2 separate regions of the Homo sapiens genome follow, and region 1 is linked to region 2. Evidence: chromatin loops called from intact Hi-C (ENCODE). Cell type or tissue: IMR-90. All regions are shown on one strand. Each heading gives the region's core, and the rest is flanking DNA. Links, peaks and the distances in the headings are about the cores only.

Region 1 (11,905 bases), core at 2,568-7,567, 1.8 Mb before region 2:
TGCAACTCTTGTCTCTGATGAGAAACCTGCCTCACTACCCTTGATGCATTTTTTTGTAGATCACTCCTTGTGTATCACTTATCTCCCATCTCATGAGGACGCCCTCCCCACCTCTCTCCGGTTCTGATGGTGCTGGACTTGTCCTTACATGAGTGCCCTCATCACCTAGTTGAGGCTCTGACACCCATGTACAGCTCCTCTACGTGGAGGCACTCTTCTCACCCATCTAATGGCTTCAGGACTGAATTGTTTGGGAAGAGAAGAGGTAGAGAAAGAAGAACTGATCTTTCCTTAAATGCAGAATTTTGAGTCAGAATCAAAATAGTACTTGACTGCCCCATGCTTGCTCTGGGGCAGAAAGGAGAGATGCCTGGACTTAAGCTGGAAGAGTGGAATAGGAGGAGTGGGCACAGGTCCCGGAGGTAGAGCACCTGCATTCCAGGCACAGCTCTGTTTCTAAGGGGCCAAATGATCTTAGAGAAGTAATTTGATCTCTTTGTGCCCCAGCTCTTCCAATAATGAATTGGACCAAATCTAAATCAAAGACTGGTGCCCTATGGCCAAAATTGGTCTAAGTGCTTATTTTGTTTGGGAGTCAACTTCCTTTCTTTCTTTCTTTTTTTTTTTTTTTTTGAGACAGGTCTCCCACTGTTGCCCAGGCTGGAGTGCAGTGTTGTGGTCATGGCTCACTGCAGCCTTGACTGCCTGGGCTCAAGTAATCCTCCCACTTCAACCTCTCAAGTAGCTGGTACCACAGGCGCATGCCACCATGCCTGGCGAATTTTTGTATTTCTTGTAGAGATAGGGTTTTGCCATGTTTCCTAGGCTGCTCTCAAAATCCTGAGCTCAAGCAATCCACCCGCCTCAGCCTCCCAATGTGCTGGGAGTGATACAGAGAGGAGGCAGGGAGATACTGCGTAGAAGAGGGTGGTTCCCTGGCAAAGTCCCCACCCTGAAGCTTGGAAACCCACGGCCCTAAATGGGAAGAAGCATTCCTGTTTTTGTGCCCAAATGTTGCTTTTTGGCCCACCATGCCCCCCATCCTGTACCCATATAAATCCCAAACCTCAGGCTCCACGAGCAGAAGAGCAGAGGAGCATAAGAGCAGTGCAGCAGAGAAGGAGAGAAGGGAAGGAGCATCTGAATGTTGAGAGGAGTTTGCCTGGGGATGATAGGAGAGGAGATTGGCTGTGGGTCTGCCTAACTCCAGGGGAAGATCATCTTCCCACTCCATCCCCTCGCCAGGTCCCCATCCATCCCGCTGAGAGCCACCTCCATCTGGCAATAAAATCCCCCTCATTTACCATCCTTCAATTTGTCCGTGTGACCTGATTCTTCCTGGATGCCGGACAAGGACCCGGAGAGGGCACTGAGCTAGTTAACACTTAAGCCATCTGTGACGGCAGAGCTAAAAAAGTACTGTAATATGCCCACTGGGGCTTCAGAAGTTACAGGCACCCACCCCTAGATGCTACTGTGGGGTCAGAGCCCAGAAGCGCTTGCCCCAGCTCCTGCGTGCTCCCCCTCCTCTAAGGGGTTTGAGTGCACAGTGGCCGAACAGATGAGCCACATTCGGTCACACGTCTCTGAGGGGGGTCAGGGAACTCTCCCATTTCAGGATTATAGGCGTTAGCCACTGCACCAGGCCAGGAGACAACTTTCAAAAAAATCAAATTTAAGTTTCTTTAGTTGGAGGCTGTGCACTCCAATTAGCCCTAGATGGGTGACAGCTCAGACCATCTTTCCCAACTTTATACATTTCTCTCTCCAGGCTAAGTTACATTTCAAGCCTCTTCTAGCTCAGCATGGCCTCTTCTCCATTTGCTATGCTCTGGCTCAGCAGATTCTTAATCTATGGCACCAGGCCTGTCAAGAGACCTGCATTTGATTCCCAACTTTTAGCCAGGAAACACTGGGAACACCACATCTGAGTGTGTTGCTGCTGCTGGCTTGGGTGGCCAGGTTTTATTCCCTCATTTGGCCCTGCCCACATCCTGCTGATTGGTCCATTTTACAGAGTGCTGATTGGTCCATTTTAGAGTGCTGATTAGTCCATTTACAATCCTTTAGCTAGACACAGAACACTGATTGGTGAATTTACAATCCTCTAGCTAGAGAGAAAAGTTCTCTAAGTCCCCACTCCACCCAGGAAGTACAGCTGGCTTCATCTCTCAGTGTTATTGATGGAAGCGCTTAGAGCTCCCTGCTTTCTGTGTGGAGCTGGTCTAGGCCTGGACCATCCTTGGGGCACTCATTTAATTAAGCGAGGCTCAGAGGTCTGGACTGATGGGTCACCCTGATTCAAAGAGTATTTCTTCAGTAAACAGGGTCTAGGGGAAACCACATAGTCTGGGGGCTAGGGCCCCGTTTGGCAGGTCCAGGGATTGAGCAAGAATGAGCAGAGAAAGGAGACGGGGCTGTGTCTTGAGTCTATAGGCTGGGTCACTGGAGGTATGGTAGGATCTCTAGAGCTGCCTCTAATGACAGCGGAGTCTCTTCAAGAAACTTTTGAAAGGGACCAAATTCTTTTTCTGATTACCTTTCTAGCTTCTCTGGCTGAGCCCCTATGCATTGGATTGACATAGACAGATTAACAAAAGAAAACAATCAGAATTTTATTAGTATGTGCACTGCAATTACATGCGGGAACACTCAGAGATGAATAAACTCAAAGGTTTGGTTGGAACATGGGCTTATAGCATTTTAGCAAAGGACCAATACATTTTTTTTTCTTTTTTTTGAGACAGAGTTTCACTCTTGTTGTCCAGGCTGGAGTGCAATGGCACAATCTCAGCTCACCACAACCTCTGCCTCCCGGGTTCAAGCCATTCTGCTGCTTCAGCCTCCCGAGTAGCTGGGATTACAGGTGTGTGCCACCTCACCCGGCTAAGTTTTGTATTGTTGGTAGAGACGGGGTTTCATAATGTTGGCCAGGCTGGTCTTGAACTCCTGACCTCAGGTGATCTGCCTGCCTCGGCCACCCAAAGTGCTAGGATTACGGGCGTGATCTTCTCAATTGCCTTCAGCTCAAAATAATCCTTATGTCAAAGTGTCATATTTTGAGGTGGCATATTCTGCCAGCCGACAGACCCAAGAACCTTGGCTAGAATGGATTGGTCTTGGATTGCAGTGAGTTGAACCCCTGTACAGAAGTGTAGAAGAAGGAAACATCTTCTAGTTGAGTTTTAGCTTCTGTCTGTTTTGAGCTGGTGAACTCAAATTGTTCACTGAATATTTAAATTCTTTGACTTTCACCTGTGAAAATCTCCTGAATGAAATGAGATATTTGATCCTATTTAGTGGGTCACTGAACATGCTTCTAACATGAAAACATTCAGCTTTGAGCTAGGAAGGTGAGCTGTGCTCACAATCTCAAACAGGGTAGGGGAGAGAAGATTTACATGTTCTGTGCCCTGTGCCCTTTCTTGGGGCCTAGAGGACACATTGACTTATCTTTTCTGGGGATAGTATAAAGGAACATCAACTTGCTCCTATTTTGTGCTGGAGAAGCTTAGAGAATCAGATGCTAGTTTTATACTACATCCCTCAGTATTAAAAGCTTTAATTTAAAAAAGAAAAAATAACAGCTGGGCACAGTGGCTTATGCTTGTAATCCCAACACTTTGGGAGGCTGATGTGGGAGGATCGCTTGAGGTCAGGAGTTGGCGACTAGCTTGGGCAACATAGCAAGACCCTGAATCTACAAAAAGTAAACAAATTAGCCAGACGTGGTGGTGCGTGCCTGTAGTCCCAGCTACTTGGGAGGCTGAGGCGGGAGGATCCTTGAGCTCAGGAATTCAAGGTTGCAGTGAGCTATGATTGTACCATTGCACTCCAGCCTGGGTGACAGAGTGAGATGCTATCTCTGAAAATAAGTGAATAAATAGATAAAAATAAAAAAGGAAAAAAGTTCATCTTTGGCCAAATGTCAACAAAGAAAATAAAAGGAGAAAAAAAGAATTAACGATTCATTGAAAATTTTTTTTCCTTCCTTGAAGAAACAATTTGTTCCAACCTAAAAAATTATGCAAAATCATTGTAATGTTTCCCCGGTGCTTTAAATCCAGATTTCAGGTGCCCCAAAGAGAGAGATCAAGTGATTTTAACCACCTGAAATGAAAAAAAAAAAAAAAAAAAAAAGAGGCCGGGCACAGTGGCTCACGCCTATAATCCCAGCACTTTGAGAGGCCGAGGTGGGTGGATCACCTGAGGTCAGGAGTTCTAGACCAGCTGGCCAACATAGTGAAACCCCGTCTCTACTAAAAATGCTAAAACAAAAATTAGCCGGGTGTGGTGGTGCACATCTGTCTGAGGCCCAAGAATCGCTTGAACCTGGGATATGGCAGTGAGCTGAGATCACACACTGCACTCCAGCCTGGGAGACAGAGTGAGACTCCGTCTCAAAGAAAACAAAAAAGATAAATAAAAAGCATCAGACAATTTTCTATAGCTTCTAGACCATAGAACCTGCAGCAATAACTCAATGAGTTTTTATTCTCATGTTTGCCCTGTGCAAGGAGCAGACCAAGAGAAGGGATTTGCCTGCCCTTGACTTTCTCTGCCATCCACCCCAGCTGCCAGGTAAATCACAAATCATGTAGTATTTTCTGTGAATGCAGGTAAGCTTAGCACCCCTGGCCTCATTCCCTTCCTTTTATTTTTTGACCTCTACATTTAACTATGACTTTTCTGGCGAACACATTGCCTTCTTTCCTCCTCAAGGGATTTCATTTTATTCTTGCTCACCGGAAGCACAGAACCACCCCAGCTGTGGCTAGTTTAGCCTTCCCAGGGCTCTCTCCACTGTGGCCTCCCAGAACTTCTAATCTACACAAGAAGCCTGCCCTACTGTTGACATTTTATAACCTATGTGCCTCTGTGACTAAATGGCTAGAGTTATCACATCTGCTCAGTCCTGCATCTTTATTAAAAAAAACCTGGGCAATGTGCCATCCTCTCTGTCCACCAACAAGATTTTTCTCTGTGAAACGCTTTCTTTAAAGTCTGTGCACAAAAGCATAATTGTTCCCTCAGAGTTGCTAAAATGACTTGAAGGGCTTGAGTTTTTTAGTAGCTTTCAGAAACAAAAGGAGCTTTCTAACTGGACAAGCTATTCCCTCCAGCAAAGGATCCTTGGCTGAACTTTGTTTACCATATTAAGCAGCATAGCGCAAGCTGCACTGTGGCTTATTGTTAAATAGTCACTACAGAAAATTCACTTCAGGGTTATTTCTGGTTTGTTATAACATGTATTTCTTTTCTCTTGTCTGTATCGCTTAATAACAGTAAGGAAGGTTACAGAAAGCTTTTTATGACCATCCTCACCCCAAAGTCAAATTAACTTCTCCCTCCTTTTGTCCCTAACAGATGCAGCGCACCCTGATTTTTTCATGTCTGTTTCACTCACTCAGTGGACGCTCTGTGAGGGCAGGACCTTGTCTAGTTTGTTCACGCTCTCTTGCTTTCCTGTGTTCATTGAGCAAGATGCCTGGCATATAGTGTGAAATTAGTTAACATTTGTGAAGAAGCAAATAAATGGATGAATTTGTGGAGGTATTGGCTTCTTTTTATATGTTTGGTAGAATTTGGTGATGGTAGAGACAGCTATTTCCTACCCCATATCCATCCCCTCTGTTCTAGGGTGGGCACAAAGCTGCTTGGAATAAAGTCAGCCTCTTCTGCCTTCTGACTGGAGGTATGGCCAGGTGAAAAAGTAGACAGGGTTCCTGAGGACTTCTAGGCATCGCCAGACCAGCTCCGAATTGCCTACCTGTAGGCTCTTAAACTTCCATTTTGTTCATTTTTTAAAAAATCACTTGCAGCCAAATCTAGTCATAACAGGTATGTTGGTTTAACATGTGTGTCTGTGAAGACCAGGGAGAGATTGGGATAAAAAAATCTAAATCCAAGGATGGATACAATGGTCCATGCCTGTAATCACAGCATTTTGGGAGGCCAAGGAGGGAGGATAGCTTGAGCCCAGGAGTTCAAGACCAGCCTGGGTAACATAGTGAGATCCTGTTTCTATGAAAAATGAAACAAAAAAAAAATTAGCTGGGCATGGTGGTGTGTGCCTGTAGTCCCAGCTACTTGGGAGGTGGAGGCAGGAGGATCGTTTGAGCTCAGGTGGCCTAGGCTGCAGTGAGCCATAGTCATGTCAACCGTACTCCACCCTAAGCGACAGATAGAGACCCTGTCTCAATCAATCAATCAACATAAATAAAAATAAATAAAATGAAAATAAAAATCTAGATCTAGCTAGGATGACCATAGAAAACCATGCCAGTTTAGAGGTGTTTAGAATTAACTAAGCTTATATTCTTTAATTTATTTCATATCTATTCAGTTACAAATGCGGGGCATTTCCCCTTTTTATCTTCTTACTCATTGGTTTAGGAATAGTAATAATATTATTAGTATATTAAAATGTTGATATATTTGAATGCATCATGCTAGGCTCAAAATATCTATGTAAGTGCAACTGGCAACAAAGCAGGAAGTTTGATACACCCACCTTGGTATTTTTTTCACTCTCAGACATAAGGGGAAGGCAGCCAATTGTGATTTTTTTATAAGTTTTTCTCCTATTATTTTTATGTCACAGAAGCCAATTTCTATTTTATCTTAAAGAATTTTGTTATTATTATTATTTTTTTTTATTATTATACTTTAAGTTTTAGGGTACATGTGCACAATGTGCAGGTTAGTTACATATGTATACATGTGACATGCTGGTGCGCTGCACCCACTAACTCGTCATCTAGCATTAGGTATATCTCCTAATGCTATCCCTCCCCCCTCCCCCCACCCCACAACAGTCCCCAGAGTGTGATGTTCCCCTTCCTGTGTCCATGTGATCTCATTGTTCAATTCCCACATATGAGTGAGAATATGCGGTGTTTGGTTTTTTGTTCTTGTGATAGTTTACTGAGAATGATGATTTCCAATTTCATCCATGTCCCTACAAAGGACATGAACTCATCCTTTTTTATGGCTGCATAGTATTCCATGGTGTATATGTGCCTCATTTTCTTAATCCAGTCTATCATTGTTGGACATTTGGGTTGGTTCCAAGTCTTTGCTATTGTGAATAGTGCCGCAATAAACATACATGTGCATGTGTCTTTATAGCAGCATGATTTATAGTCATTTGGGTATATATCCAGTAATGGGATGGCTGGGTCGAATGCTATTTCTAGTTCTAGATCCCTGAGGAATCGCCACACTGACTTCCACAATGGTTGAACTAGTTTACAGTCCCACCAACAGTGTAAAAGTGTTCCTATTTCTCCACATCCTCTCCAGCACCTGTTGTTTCCTGACTTTTTAATGATCGCCATTCTAACTGGCGTGAGATGGTATCTCATTGTGGTTTTGATTTGCATTTCTCTGATGGCCAGTGATGGTGAGCATTTTTTCATGTGTTTTTTGGCTGCATAAATGTCTTCTTTTGAGAAGTGTCTGTTCATGTCCTTCGCCCACTTTTTGATGGGGTTGTTTGTTTTTTTCTTGTAAATTTGTTTGAGTTCATTGTAGGTTCTGGATATTAGCCCTTTGTCAGATGAGTAGGTTGCGAAAATTTTCTCCCATTTTGTAGGTTGCCTGTTCACTCTGATGGTAGTTTCTTTTGCTGTGCAGAAGCTCTTTAGTTTAATTAGATCCCATTTGTCAATTTTGGCTTTTGTTGCCATTGCTTTTGGTGTTTTAGACATGAAGTCCTTGCCCATGCCTACGTCCTGAATGGTAATGCCTAGGTTTTCTTCTAGGGTTTTTATGGTTTTAGGTCTAACGTTTAAGTCTTTAATCCATCTTGAATTGATTTTTGTATAAGGTGTAAGGAAGGGATCCAGTTTCAGCTTTCTACATATGGCTAGCCAGTTTTCCCAGCACCATTTATTAAATAGGGAATCCTTTCCCCATTGCTTGTTTTTGTCAGGTTTGTCAAAGATCAGATAGTTGTAGATATGCGGCGTTATTTCTGAGGGCTCTGTTCTGTTCCATTGATCTATATCTCTGTTTTGGTACCAGTACCATGCTGTTTTGGTTACTGTAGCCTTGTAGTATAGTTTGAAGTCAGGTAGTGTGATGCCTCCAGCTTTGTTCTTTTGGCTTAGGATCGACTTGGTGATGCGGGCTCTTTTTTGGTTCCATATGAACTTTAAAGTAGTTATTATTATTATTTTTAGATGATGTCTCATTCTGTCACCTAGGCTGGAGTGCAGCGGCACAATCTGGGCTCACTGCAACCTCCACCTCCTGGATTCAAGCAATTCTGTCTCAGTCTCCCCAGTAGCTGGGATTACAGGCGCTAGCCACCATGCCCAGCTAATTTTTGTATTTTTAGTAGAGACAGGGTTTCACTATGTTGGCCAGGCTGGTCTTGAACTTCTTACCTCAAGTAATCTGCCTGCCTCAGCCTGGGATTACAGGTGTGAGCCATTGCACTCGGCCAAATTTTTATTACCTCACTTAACTTAGCTCATATAAATATGAGCTTCCTTATTTGGAAGGAAAAACACTGGAATGTTCCTATATTTCTTTAACTGGTGCTTTCCCATATATACTCATTGTCTAAACTATGCTTTACTTACCATCTTAGCAATAAAGGAACAAGGAAATTCTATCTTTTTAAAAGGGGTGATAACTGTGGGTGGCTGTGGCAATGTGAGCAGACAGTGGGGAGGTGGTGATCTATGAGCTAAGATAAACAGATTTGTGAACCATTGCTTTATGGGAAAATTCTTTTTCTTCAATTTTAAGTGAGTCATACTTTTTTTTTCTCTTCTTATAGAAATTCTCATGAAGCACAGACAGTCATGAAGTTGGGAACTTATCAATCTAGTTGGAGCCATGGGACATTAAAATAATGTTTTCTCCTCAGTGCCCCTGGACCTTGAACTAGTAGGAAGCAAAAAGCAGAGGTTTCCATTGAGTTGGGCTATTTGGGGAACTTCCATTGACTTGGACAATGGAGGTTCAGCTATCCATCAAACTATTTGCAGAGTCCAAATTTTTATGCTTCCCACTGAACCCCCAAGTCAAAAAAACCATAAATTATGTTGTACCATATCAAATTGTCATTTTAAAAAAAGTTTAAAAATAATCAAATATTGGCAGTTTTATTTGGTTCAAAGTATAGATGAGTTTTCAATTTTCATGATTTTTTGAAGAGTTAACTTCTAAAAATAGCAAGCAAGAATATTACCAGTAACAAAATGTTAAATATAGAGCAATAGTTGAAAATTGATATTTAAAAAATAATTTATATATAAGAACACTAAGGCTTGGAGAGTTTAGACTGTTTGCCCACATGCACACAGCTGGGAGCTGGAAGGGTCATAATGAGAACCTGGATCTGGCTGAACCTGAAACCCAGGCTGGAGTGCAGTTGTGTGATCATGGCTCACTCCAGCCTTGACCTCTCAGGCTCAAGTGATTCTCCTGTCTCAGCCTCCAGAGTAGCTGAGACAACTACAGGCCTGTGCCAACACACCCAGCTAATGTGTTTTTATTTTTTGTAGAGATGAGATCTCACTATGTTGCCCGGGCTGATCTTAAACTCCTGGGCTCAAGTGAGCCTCAAGCCTTGGCCACCCAAAGGGCTAGGATTATAGGCGTGAGCCACGGTGCCCAGCCTCAGCATGTTGTTAACATTAACAACCATCTTATCTTATTTTCTTGTTATGAAACAGGGCATTTGAAAAAAACCTAGAAAATATAGGTAGGCAAAAGAAAAATTTGGAGAATAAGCAGATATCAGTTTTTGCCCTCAGTCTAGAGAAGGGGGAAGTCAATAAACAAGTAAATCAGCAAATATATTGACCACAAATTGAGATATTTGAAACAAAATGCCATTAAAAAGAGAAAAGACTTTTAGAATATAGAATAATGGGGTCAGGGAGGTGTGGGGGAATATCCTAACTTAAGGAGGTCAGCAAAGCCCTTGTTGAGGAGATGACAAGATGACATTTCAGCTGAGATGAGAATGGAAGGAGTGATGCAAGCAGCTGAGTGTCCAGGCAAGGGTCAGTCAGGGCAGTGTAAAGGATTAGAATGTACCATCTCAAAATATGCTGCTTTGGCATATTCATTATTTTCAGATGAAGGCAGTTGAGAAACAGCATATGCAGGAAGGGCTCTCTGCCCTCCCCTTTTCTACCTAAAAGCAGAGCATAAATTTCCCATAAGTACCCTCCCTGTACCAGGAAGAAGAGTAGAACATTCTTATCATTGGAGATGGAGAGTTGATACTGAGATGAATCTATAAAAACAAATCTTACTAAAATAACTTATATCTTCCATTAGTTTCTTTATATATTTTATAGTCACTTTTCCACAATTCACTACCCCTAGCCCAAGCCTTTTTTTCCTTTGTCTTGCCACATCTTCACAATTTATTGCCCTTTGTTAAAATGGTATGTGAGCCCCTAGGTCTAACGGTCCTTTGGATTTTCATTTTTTTCTATGAAGCCTCTCATGTTATATAAAAATATTAATTAATATCAAATAAAATGTGTATAGTTTTCCTCCTGTTAGTCTGTTTTTTGTCCGTTCAAGCTATCATCTCCAGACTCAGAACCTAAGGGGGTAGAGGAAAAGCCTTTCCTCTTCTACAGCAGGAAGGAGGTTGGCATATTTGATATTCTTCCCAGGAAGAGGAAAAAGAGGAGGAAGCCAGTGGGGCTGGCTTGGAGTGAAACAGGGGATGTGGGTGTGTGCAGGATCCCTGCTGTTGTAGGACTTTCTCCTTAGTTCAGCTAACAACGGGGTTCTTGTCACACAACCATGAGAGATTAGGCTTGCAGACACTTCGAAGGTTTGAGAAAAATTGAATTTATTAGGCAAAAAAGGGAAAAAACAGGAAACAGGGACTCTCAGCAAAGCAGAAGTCCTGCTAGTTGGCTTCCTGCCTCACGGACTGAATCCCGGGTTCCACCCTGGAACAGGAGAGGCCAGGCTCCTCCCACCTGCAAATGACATGAACTTCCTGAGGCTCCACCCCATCCTCCCAGTGTGCAGGCTGGTTGAAGTTTCTGCCAGGGGGCAGAAACTTTTTACTTGGCTGTCTCACTGCCACACACTTTTGTAGATTTTGGAAGAGAGTTGAAATTCTGTCTTATGAGGAAATTAATTATTTATGTAATTAAAAAAAATGGAGGCCCAGCATGATGGCTCATACCTGTAATCCTAGAACTTTGGGAGGTTGAGATGGGAGGATCACTTGAGCTCAGGAGTTCAAGAACAGCCTGGGAAACATAGTGAGACCTTGTCTTTACTATTATTTTAAAGAAAAAAAAATATTTAAAATGGAATAATTCTAGGTACTTGGTGATTTGTAACTTTCCTTAATTGCCAATACATGTATATTGGGTACTTAGTCCTTTTGATATGTCAAGTGTCCCTACCAGCTGACCCTATTATAGATAAAACTGTTAAATAAACAATAACTGGGTTTTGTTTTGTTTTGTTTTTTTGAGAGAGTCTCCCTCTGTTGCCTAGGCTGGCGTGCAATGGCGCAATCTTGGCTCACTGCAACCTCTGCCTACTGATTTCAAATAATTCTCCTGCCTCAACCTCCTGAGTAGCTGGGGTTACAGGCATGCACCACCACACCTGGCTAATTTTTTTTTTTTTTTTTAATTTTTAGTAGAGGCCGGGTTTCACCATGTTGGCCAAGCTGGTCTGGACTCCTGACCTCAGGTGATCTGCCTGCCTTGGCCTCCCAAAGTGCTGGGATTACAGGCGTGAGCCACCGCACCTGGTCCAACAATAACTGTTTATTGCTAACTATTCTCTTACTGCCTTTGTAGGACAGAACTAGACTTTCTATTCCTACTACATGAGGTAAATTGGAAACAGAAAAAAAACTGCCACTTCTCTATATATGCATCTTTAAAAGCAGTTC
Region 2 (11,905 bases), core at 328-5,327:
TTGTTAACAAGTGTGTGATCTGGTTTTTTAACGTGGTGGCAGCTCTAGGCTGCCTGGGTAATGACGTGTGGGAGAGCTGCACGTTGAATTGTTTTTATCAGTTGAGATCCTTCTTTGTCTTTCAGCATTGCTCAGCCATCCCTCTACTTTAATAAAGTGAAAAGTGGGTACAGAGCTGAAAATAAGTCATTTTTATGCTTGAAGATGTCTTGTGGGAGGGGGATAAAATCTGTTTCATAAGATATTGTGCAGTGATTTGAATGTGATGAAACCTGACTTGGAGTGTATGTTTTCAAAAGTCATGAGTATAATTGAGTTTCAATGCAGTTTAAACTCTCTGCTTCTTGAAGGAAGATAATTGCCACATTGAACACACTCTAGAGGTGTAGAAGAGGTGGCAGGATCATGTTATTCTATTCTTTAATATTAAGCACTGGAAGTTTTTCATAGTAATTACTGCAGCACAACATAGTTTTGATTGCCAGCACTCTGAACTTGCCAGCAATCTGAACATCAAGGGTTTTGCTTGAATACAAAACACTTTATTCCTAAATTACTTGTATTACATTCCTGTGTTATATGGAAGTCAGAACTAAGGAAATACTGGGCTATCCTTGTTAGCAACATCTTAGGGAAAATAACCCTTCTTCGCTAGGATTCTTGTTGATAAATGATCATAATACTCTCCTAATGTAGTCATTGAAGATTAAAGGGATGGAGAACAGGTGAGCTCCCTGCCTCAGTGATGACTTAGACTGTCATTAGAGAGTAAGTAATATGTGTATGATATTGGTGCCCTGTAACTGGTATGTCATAGGTGTGTGTATATAAATGTTGTAACTGCATATACAGATGTTGGATTGGGAGTATTTAGTTAGTATGGGTTTTATTCTTTAAAAAATGTTCACTGTTGGTTTTACGTTCCACTCTGTTGCAGAATATATGGACCTCTCCCTCTGTGTCTAATTCTTTCTCCCAACTGCAGTTTCACTAGTGACTACTTGCTCCCTGTCACAAGTTCTTTTTAATTTAAGCTCAAGGTTTTGGCAATGGGAACAAAGCCTTTGCAACTGAATGAAAGGTTGTTAAACTATTCATAGTTGATTGACCAGCAGTTGGGCTGTTTGTAATGTTATTTTGAGAGCTCAAAGGATATGCAACCTCTTGCATATCCAAAGTGAGACTTTGCTCCTAAAGCTGAATTTTGCATATTTGCTAAATTTTTCTTGGAAATACCTTTGGGAATGTAGTAGAAAAGATGATGGGTTTTGCCTTAAGAACTGAAATGATCACAAAGCAAATACTTATATTTTGCTAGGTCTGTGGGCCTTGAACCACAGGGATCCCATCTGGTATTCAGAAGGCTTTTCCCCCCAGTGAAACTAAATGAAAACTTAAAGGTATATATTGTAACTGTAATAAAGAACTCAAAGGAAAAGGTGTTTCGGTTAGAACAAATAGGTTTGAAATGATGAACAAATACTTCTGTGGATTTTTCAAAGCCACTTACTCTTCTTTCTCATTTCCACCCCCCGACCTAGTTTGAATATCATTCACTGTGACTATTCCAACCCAACTACTGAGCTTTCTGCCTCCTGGGAATCCTCATTGTCAGCTAGCACCTTAAGAAAAATGTGTCTGCAGGGACATTTAGGCATATTCCAATAATGCCACATGAATGTAGCTTTTACAGTTTAAAAAGCAAGTAAAAATATATTGATTATATTTTGTGTTGTACATAATGATTTCAGAAAGCAGATATTTAGGTTGTGGAATTGGCTTATTATGCTAACCAGAGAGCAGATGGCATGGTGCCACAGACGTATAATTTTACTTAAAGGGACTTTTAAGGTTTTGATGTGTTTTCTTTTCCTCTTATTTCCCTGATGGCTTCTTTTCATTGAAGGGTAACTTAAGGAGACCTGGTAGCAATTTTACTGCCTTCCCCTGACAGTTTGAAATAATAGCTTGGTCTTTGGTTGCACTGATCTTCTACCAGTCAACTCGATTCTGGTTTTTGTCATGTGGCAGAGAATTTTTAAAAAAAGTGTTAGTAGTATGTTTTAAGAAGTGGACTCTTTTATATGCCTCAATTAGCAACAGACGACAAAGTTCCAATTGGTCACACTTTCATAAACTCCTGGAAGTCACTGTTTGTCCTTTTGATTAAAGAAAACTCCTGGTTTAGTTTCTTAGGAAAAGCACATCTGGCCCTCTGGCCGCTTTTGGTATACCTTTTTGTCCTTCGCATTAGTCACTGAAGGTTCAAAGGTTGTGTCTAAGTTGTTCCTAGTTAGGTTAGAAAATTTTCCCCATGCTGGAGGAAATGTACTTTTTTTTTTTTAAACTACACTCATCATGTGTTTGGATTCAGCTGGCATAAAAGTACCTTTTGTTTTTGTACCTAGATTTTACAGTTTTATCCATTATTCACCTCACACATCATCAGGATGAGTTGGAAAGCATCTTCTAACTTTTTTTTCCAAAGCGTGCATAGCCAGACCAGTTTACTTCTGGATTTCCTGTCACTTCCTTGGCTGATTTTATGGATGGCTCATGTTAAAAACAACAAAAATGTTTGAACTGGAAGGGTTGAAGCCTTGGGTTTTCATTCTTCATGGAGAACTGTTTATTTGTGTGTGGTTCACCACAGTACATGGATAATGCTATCAAATCTGTGCTTTATTATAGGCTTATGACTAGCACAGCCGCACTTTAGTTATGTGTTCCCGTGCTTTAGTTATTTGCCAATTCTTTTGTGATGGAAATGAAATTAGAGCTGAATCTTTGCAACGAAGGGGAAAATAGGCACAACAAATAGAAACTATCCCTTGAGCCAGTTAAGAAGTAAGCAGTGGTGATTAAACATGTTTTTTTTTTTTCAAAATAAGTGAAACACAGAGGAAACTACTTCCTTTTAGCTTTTCTGTGAAGTTGTGTGGAAGATGAGCTCAACATTTTGAGAAGTGGAGGCTGCAGCTAGATTTTATCCCCTTGTATCGTTTGACATCTTCAGTAATTGAAAAGCGATTCGTATTCCCAAATTTTTAAACTTCTCTAAAGGTGTAATTTGAGTTAAGTAATATTGTTTGTTTCTGCCCCCAAAAGGGAGCAACATGATGTTAAAACAGAGCAGTTGAGCCTCTCCGCATCCAACTCCATTTGGTCAATTGTCTCCATTTACATTCCCTGCCCAAATCTTTCACCAGCCTTTCCCATGATGCCGCAGCAGATGCCAGACACTGAAGTAGAAAGGGAGCAGCTGTTTCCAAACATTACTCCATTGCTGTATTATCCTCCACAATCTGCTTTCTTTTGCTCTCCCCTTCCCCCATTCTTAAAATAAAGAAGCCTTCTCTCCCTTTGACTTTTGCATCCTCCAGTTTATCAGTGTGCAGGTTTTCTATCTTATCAGTCGCACTGGTTTCTTCAGCAGGTCCCTTTATTGTTTTCGCTATGGGAGCAGATGGAGGGCCCTGGGCTCCTGGGGGCGTGGCCGCTGGCACCTCGGGCCCGGGGCTGCGCGTTCCCGACGGGGCGGCGGGGGCGTGCAGCCGGGAACGCGCCCTTCTTCCCGCCAGGGACCCGTTTATGGCCCTGAGCGCTGTAAATCTGTCAGCTCTTCACGACGCCTTCACCTCTTTCTTCATTTGCTCCAGCTTCTAGTTTGACAACGTTCCCCTGAGGCAGAATTCTAATCTGCTTCCAATTAGTTGCAAAATGTGACTGAAATTTCCACATTATGACTGCTGTTTTACTTGCACGCACACATCTAGAAACAAATTAATGCTCTTGAATATTTATTTTTTGAGCCCTTGGATTTACTTTAAGAGGAAGAGTTTCCAACTGTTTGGAATGACTTCCAGGATTTGCATTTTTTCCCGAAAGCCGAATATACTGGGTACATTAAAACAAAACAAAGCAACTATGGTTGCCCCCCATCACTTAATAAGACTTTTCCATCTTTTCAAGATTTCCCAAAATGTATTGCATATGTTTAAGTAATGCAAATAAATTTTGTAGTATTTCTAAAATAAAACAAGGATGTTTGGCTAAGGAACGGTCCCTATGCAGTGTTTTAATAAAAGAGAAATATACAGACACATTTCCTTCTAAATATAGTTTAAGTATACTTTGGCCAAAACACAAAGACTTTTGTTCCACACGTTTAAATTCTTTCATTCAATATTCAAAAGCTGTAAACCCAAATAAACGAATTGAGTGATTAATTGGCTTGGCACAAATCTAAGGGTAGCATTAAATAAGTTACTGTGGGCATTAATGTGTACCCAAGTTTTTGTGTAGGTCTCTGGAGCACACCCTCCCTCAGCGAGCGGCTGGGGTGGTTGTACTGAGATCAGTATAGTAGGTGGGTTCCTGTGACTTTGGTCTTCCCAGTCCCTCCGTACGCCAGTGTTAGGAGAATGGACCTAGTTCTGGGCTTCGGGGTGGTTCTGTATAGAGGGTGATCATCACTTATCACCCCAACTCCATTTCCTCTCTTTCAGTGATTTTTTTTAACAAAGATGTTGATCCCCCTGATTATATGTAAATATTAGAGTTGTTTAAATCTTGGTTGCTGAGAATGTCAAGTTAAGACAACCATTTTATTACTTGCCTTAAAGACTGCTTTCTCAAGTACTGGAGAATTTTAGTACCAAGGCAGTGGATTAGTATTTGTGAAAAGGTGCTACTCTTAATGTAAACGGCGAAATTTACTGGTGCCTTTTATAGTAGAATTTAGTCCTCAAGCATCTTGGCAGATTGATATCAACAGTAATAATGGGCTTTAAAGAGGTGTGAAGGATTTTATTGATGGTAAAGTGGTTATGTTGATCGCATCACTGTGTATTAGTTTCTGAGTAAGAACTGCACATGTAAATGGATGCATGAGTTTTTTTTAAACATCTTTATCATATATAATCATAAAACCCTATATTGATTGATTTCTAATGCTCTTTTATGTGCCACTTTGAATCTCTAATCAGGAGGTGGAGAATTTATTTCATTTTGTTTCAACAAAACCTATTCAAAATTATTTCTTAGATATATAGGGTATATGTTATTTAAATGGTTTTCTAAAAACTTATTTTTAGATATGCCAGAATTCCACAAAAGAAGTCGGAGTGCTCTTTGTATTGCTTCCTTTCTTCTTACTCAATGACTAGTAGTAGAAAAAAACAGCCAGATTGAAATCCTTAAAAATTTAAAATGTTGGGCCTTCAGATTGCAGAGACCTCCTGGGTTAAAAAAATGAAAAAATTAGTGGCCCTGTAGTGAAATGCTCACAATAGCAATGATTGTGGTAGCCCCTCAAGTCCTGGGGTTCACTAATTACCCTTTAATGAGGTCAGTCTGCCCCGGCTTTTTCCCTACCTTGGGAGGAAAAGCACACAAGACAGTTGGAGTTCAAGTGGATCTTGCTGTATTTGCAACTTAGCATAACTGCTTTGAAAGCCCCCAGGGTGCTTAATTGGGGCCTGGGCATTTTTGTTTGGGGAGAGACTACACACAGCTCCTCATTGTGCTTGTAGAAGCCACTGTGCATCTTGGAAGCATTACATGCTTTTGTTGATGGTGCATAGTTTTATAAACTCCAAATGAGCTTATTGCTTTTTAACCATTGGGAGAGCTAAATAATGGAAGAACCTAGAAGTCTTTGGGTTGGGTAGCCGCCAAACAGAAAAAAAAAAAAAAAAAAAAAAAGAGAGAGAGATAGAGAGAATGAATGGTTTAATTGGAGAGCAAACCATTTGTTTGCAGATTAAGATTTACTTGGTCGCCAAATCCTATGGATGAGGTGAAAGAATGAGGCCGTAAGGTACAGAAATTGAATGCCCAGTGTTATGTTTTGTGATCATGCTCAGCTGTTTTTACCCTTTTTTTTTTTCACAAAGAAGGCAAAAGAAGAATGAATTGTTTAATGGAGAGAACTGCCTAGCCAAGTGCATCTTTTAAGCTGTATAGAGGGAGGGAAGAAGGTGGGGAGGCAGATTATTTCTGTGCTCCCTGGTCAGGAAGCAAAACTCTCAAGGTTCTTTTAGCTGAGAGAGGGGCTAGAAGACTTGCTGAATCTTCCTGTTTGCTCACTTAAGGAGGAATGGTGGTGGTGGAGCTAGGGAGTAAAAAGTAGAAGAAAGGTGTGTGGGAAAGAGGGTGGTTGGGGTAGAGCTTTTGTTGCAAGGGCCCTAGACAATGCATTCTCTTGAATAATTGGGACCATTTATAGAAATTCCCCATGATTTCATTAGTTAGTAGCCCTGTTTCTGAATAGAAAGGGACTCTCCAGCAACAGCAGTGAAGTGGTACAGCAGTTTTGGAGGGGGAAAAGCAGTTGCCTGGCAGCCTGAATGTCAGTATGTCTTTTTTTTTTTTTTTTGAACAAACAAAAAAACCCCTTTCCTAAGGACTAGAAGACCAGAAATCATGGCATTTGTCCATGTTGTAGTTGCAGTTTGTCCTTCTAATCTTATTGTGAATAAATAGGTTTCTGGAAAGACCTAGCATTATTTTCTAGAAGTATCATTCTAAACACTCCTCAACTCACTGTTTTTATTTTTACTTTAATCTTGGGAGTGAAACCCTTTATCTTAATCTGCTCTTTTGTGTATAAACTGTCTCTCTTTTTGATAACTCAGGATGCATGCCATGAAAAAGCCCATTTCTTCTGTAACATTAAAATCATTTGTTTATTGATGCATATTTGATACATTGAACTTTTAAATATCTGAATTGGCTTTAGGTGATCTTGTTTTGTTTTTCTCCTAGCTTTAAGTTCTGGTATTATTTATTATTTTGGTATCATGATCCTTTTGAAATGGCATGATTTTTGAATCCAAATAATGGCTGATAGCTTCATTTTATAGATCTATTTCTTCTGAGGGGCGGTGAACAAGAGGATTGTAGGAATTGGGGAGCAAAGAGAGTGTAAAAAATTAGGTCTAAGTAGTTTCAGTTTTGTCAAACTGCTACTTACTTTTTAATGTGCCATTGCTCATTCCTGATTCTTTCCTGTTAATATTTTCCGTATTAGTGAGGAAAGAGACTGGATTTTACTTCTGTTAATGTCTAAAACTCCAAACTTTTTTTTTGTTTTTTGAGATGGAGTCTTGCTTTGTCGCCCAGGCTGGAGTGCAGTGGCACGATCTCGGCTCGCTGCAACCTCCGCCTCCCGGGTCCAAGCGATTCTCTTGCCTCAGCCTCCCGAGTATCTGGGATTACAGACACCCACCAGCACGCCTGGCTAATTTTTGTATTTTTAGTTGAGATGGGGTTTCACCATGTTGGCCAGGCTAGTCTCGAACTCCTGGCCTCAGGTAATCTGCCCGCCTCAGCCTCCCAAAATGCTGAGATTATAGGCATGAGCCACCACTCCTGGCCTAAAACTCCAAACTTTTAAATCTTGTGTCAGTTGGCTGGGCGCGGTGGCTCACGCCTGTAATCCCAGCACTTTGGAAGGCTGAGGTGGGCGGATCACGAGGTCAGGAGTTCGAGACCAGCCTGACCAACATGGTGAAACCCCGTCTGTACTAAAAGAATACAAAAATTAGCCAGGTGTGGTGGTTCGCACCTATAACCCCAGCTACTCAGGAAGCTGCAACAGGAGAATCGCTTGAACCCGGGAGGCAGAGGTTGCAGTGAGCTGACATCGTGCCACTGCACACCAGCCTGGGCCACAGAGCGAGACTCCGTCTCAAAAAAACCCAAAAAACAATAACACTGCCATAGTCACTAAGTAGACTAAATTTGTGTAAACACATCTTTTTAAAGTTATAAAAAAAAATCATGTCTTACCAGTAGGAAAACCTGCAGATGCTCACCTACATGTGATTTCTTTGGTTGACTGAATGCTCAGTCTAGGTTTACTTAGCAAACCAAAACAAAAGTGCAAAGATAAACATGGCTTCTCTTAATATTTGTGACAGCCTAGAAGCTTTGCAATCTTGAAATTGCTCTACAGTTTTAATCCTTCCTGGAAAGAAAGCTTTTTACCAAATTGTCAGTGCCTCCACTCTATGAATGCTTCTGAGGATTTAAAAAACAACCCCCCGAAATACAAATTTATTTCAGTAAGTTTAATATGTGCTCACATGTAGCATAAAGAATGGAGAGTAAGTGCTGAGCTTTCGGCCCCTCACAATTTAATATTAACAAGAGTTCTTGTCTCTTGCTTCTCCTCTCTAACCTGTTCTGTATACTACAGACGTGGATCCTTTTTGTTGCCCATATAAAATGTGAAAGGAAAAATGCCAACCTAAGACACTCTGAAAATGATTTCTATAAACCTGTTTACACCAAAGTCTAATACTCTCTATCTTAGCTCACATTAAAGGCTTAAAGTCTCCTTTGAAACACTAGCATTTGCATCCGTAAGCCTGCTATAAATTCCTGTACATTATTTCCTTGTAAAAACCAGTCTTTTCCATTTACCTGGAGTCAGTACATCTGCAAGAGTTACTTCCAGCAGATAATCCTGTCTAGTTTTAGACTGATAGAAATTTTGTAATATCTATAGCTATATACTGGTGATTGGATGACAACACGAAATCACTTGCCCTTGTTGGATTTCAGCTCTGTAAGTATATTGGGTCTTAAACATGTTAAATTTTCCTTTTTTGACACTTAAAGTAAACTCTGAAGAGGGTGGAAGCCTTTTTACACTTGAAAAATCTAGAAAATGCCCTATGTATTCAAATCACATTGTTGCCAGTGTTTAACACATAAACACAGATCTCTTCAAATCACTTGTGCATTTGGTGAGCAGCTTGCCAGCACACACCAGTAGTAGGAGGAAGTTAAATGGTGGTGAAAAAATAGGTACTGTTTTATCTTTTGTCTGTAAAATAAATTCTGAAAGCTTTTTGAATAATTTTACTTTGGATTTGTTGTTGCTTCAGGATCTAAGGAATAATACTAATTGTACAAATCTGTGCAGTGAGGTGTAGTTGCTTCCATGTTATTTGAGCCTGAATGTGCGTGCATAATTGGAGAGATTATTGGAGAGAGAGTGTTTTGCTGTGGTAGATGTGGTTTAAATCCTAGCACTGAGCATAGCATTTACTTTCTCAGCTTACCCACAAAATCTGTGACTAATTTAGTGAATGTGAAGATTTTTGTCCAGATGGTTAGGTTTAATTGTAAAAACTGGAAAGATTTCAAAGTACCCTTTGGGGGAGTGTGGGAAACAACAAGTAAACAACAAAAAAGAAATAAAAGTAACCACAGATCACTAAATATAGCATATATGTATATTTTATATTTATAAACACACATAGATATATATACTTAAACATATACACATATAGAAGTACAGTATTTACAGTCAAGGAACAGCTTAAAGAATTTGTTGTAACAGCACGAACCAATACAACCTACAAGAGGAGTAATTTTTAATGTTTAAGGATTTACTATGTTCTGTTCTTAAGTGTTTCCTAAATGTGAGTGTTTAGCCTCTCCCGGGCTCAGAATAGGTTTCCGCTCCAGTGTGATACCACTTTGCTGCCACTCGCTATCCTTGGTTTAGGGGCATTGTTAGGTACCTCACCAAACATTAGGGCAAATGTCCCTCTCACTCAGGACCTCCATTGGCTGGTCTTCCTCTCTGGGATGCTCTTGGAGGCCTGGGCTAGCCTGTTCTTCCCAAACTGCAGCTGTGAAGCTCAAAGACGGAGTAAGCTTGTGAAAGGGACAGTGAGATGGTGATCAGTGTGCTGTGTCAGGACGAGCCTTCTTTTAAAACAGCATCCATTTCTTCTTCACACTTCTTGCATTTGATGGCCATGCCAGAATGAGTACGGTAATCAGAACTGATGCTTTTAAAGCGACTCAGGGACCTCCTCCTTCTGGTTGCTTCCTGTGCAGATGAGCGCTTAAAGGGCAGAAATTGGTCTCCTCCCCTTTTGTAAAGTTAGAATACTGCTGACCTAAATCTTGGGCCCATAAATTAGCTTTTGAAGTTGGTGGGCTAATAGGGTTCTATAGTGAATTTTATTTATGTTACTTGGAATTATAAGAAGAGAAAGAAGAGTGATGTGTCATGGGGTTTAGGAAATAGGACAGAAGGTGAGGTTATGGGGCTGTTGATAAAGTCCGCATTGTTTAAGTGGGTGGGGTTTATGGTACTAGAGTCTACAACGCAAGCAACATGGATATATTTCTTGCACTAGAGTGGAAATATGCCCAAATATTTATAAATCAACATATTTAATAATATTCAGGAACTATAGAGAATGAGCTAAATGTATATGTATTTATCATATATCAATTGCTGTCATATTTGATTATTGAGTCTTCAGCATTTAAAAATGGCTAAGGAACGAGTTTGAGGTTGTCTTGCATGGTAACGAAGATAAGCAGAAGGCCAGACATGTTGGGATAGTGATTTTCAGATTATGGAAAATCTGCGTAAGATAGGTCAAGAGAAGGTGCTTCCTGTGGAGGAGTGAGTACTGTACATGTCTGTGAGGCTATTATTATTGCCAGCAGCATGGGAGAGCTAGATAAACAAAATGTCAGCCACCCCAAAGCAGAGGTGATCTTTGCTTTGATCCCCTTGGCTAAATTCCTCCTGAAAATATCTTTCTGATATGTTCCTATCCACCTAAAGCCTATTTTTTTCTCCATTTATCAAGAGCTTTGCCCTCCAATACCAACCTATTGAATGACCCTTAAGGTGATTTTAAGATAGCACCTCAATCCCATCGTGAGTCGACTTTTCAAGACCAAGGTATGGAATTCAAAGGTAGGGACTGGTCTAATAGGAGGAGAGGCATAAGAGCTTTCCTGGTGTCTTAAATCACACCTTTGGGCAGTCATCTCTTCTGCCTATTTGTAAAGCTGTGTTTGGAGAGAACCTCCTTTACAGATGTTTCTTAAGATACTTGGGGCCCGGCACAGTGGCTCACCCCCTGTAATCCCAGGACTTTGGGAAGCCGAGGCGGGCAGATCACCTGAGGTCGAGAGTTCGAGACCAGCCCGACCAACATGGACAAACCCTGTCTCTACTAAAAATACAAAATTAGTCGGGCATGGTGGCACATGCCTGTAATCCCAGCTACTTGGGAGGCTGAGGCAAGAGAATCGCTTTAACCCGGGAGATGGAGGTTGTGGTGAGCCGAGGTCATGCCATTGCACTCTAGCCTGGGCAACAAGAATGAAACTCTGTCTTAAAAAAAAAAAAAAAAAAAAAAAGGATACCTGGAGCTGGCAACAAGATACAACTGATGAGGCTGAAGCTGTATCTGATGTGTGTGGTTTTTTTTTTTTTTTTTTGGTCTGATTTTTTTTTTTAAGGGACTTTTATAACTAAGAAGTGAAGTTCAATAAGGACCTAATAAGAAAATGAGATCTTGAGGATTGATACCATCTTGAGAGTAGTATATATGTTATATATTTCTTTTTTCCATATTTGTTAATATCTTTTTACATATACATTCATTTCTAGAATTTCTGCATATTTCTAACATACCCAATGAAATTGATTTGAGAAAGAGAAATAATAGAAGTAGTATGCATAAACTGACAAAGATACTGTGAGGGCAGCTATACAAGGTCAAGACCAACTGGAATCCCAAGGACAGAAGTCAGAAAGATAATGGATGTGATAAACTCAGTACAGCCTGTATAAGCAGTGATACTTTTTTATTTCCTCTGAAGCCTTGACTTGGGGAGAGGAGAGGGTTTTAGAGTTGACAGAGCACAGGGTTGTGAAATTTTCTATTGAAAATCCTGGCACATTTAGAACACAGTGGAGAAGAAATTTACTGGAGGAGATTTGCCCACTTGTTGCAAAACTCTGTTGCTGTCACTGTAAGACCTTTGGTGCTAGGAACTATAGGTAAAGGGATGAAGTTGAAGTGTAGGATCTCACTGTGATTTTGAAGCTCTGTTACAGGGTAGAGGCCTG

Evidence for each region. A loop is a pair of places that touch in the nucleus more often than their neighbours do. Peaks named below come from ENCODE experiments on the same cell type or tissue, not always from the same donor. Only the 100,000 strongest peaks of a DNase experiment are listed, where the experiment ranks them.
Region 1: it touches region 2 in a loop (10-fold over the local background); 3 of 110 quality-filtered maps call a loop at or near these places.

What each region holds. Positions count from the first base shown.
Region 1 is chr5:126,524,849-126,536,753 of GRCh38, reverse strand. No RefSeq gene overlaps it. Among named protein-coding and RNA genes, the nearest start is that of ALDH7A1, 64 kb to the left of the region's middle. In IMR-90, for the core only: no CTCF peak of the experiment used is centred there; a DNase peak (open chromatin) is centred at 4,873; H3K27ac peaks cover 202 bases.
Region 2 is chr5:124,727,019-124,738,923 of GRCh38, reverse strand. The region is part of intron 2 of ZNF608 (zinc finger protein 608); the gene reads left to right. Among named protein-coding and RNA genes, the nearest start is that of ZNF608, 14 kb to the left of the region's middle. RefSeq lists enhancers at 1-276, 885-1,494, 5,127-5,699. In IMR-90, for the core only: no CTCF peak of the experiment used is centred there; a DNase peak (open chromatin) is centred at 2,603; H3K4me3 peaks cover 1,308 bases; H3K27ac peaks cover 1,658 bases.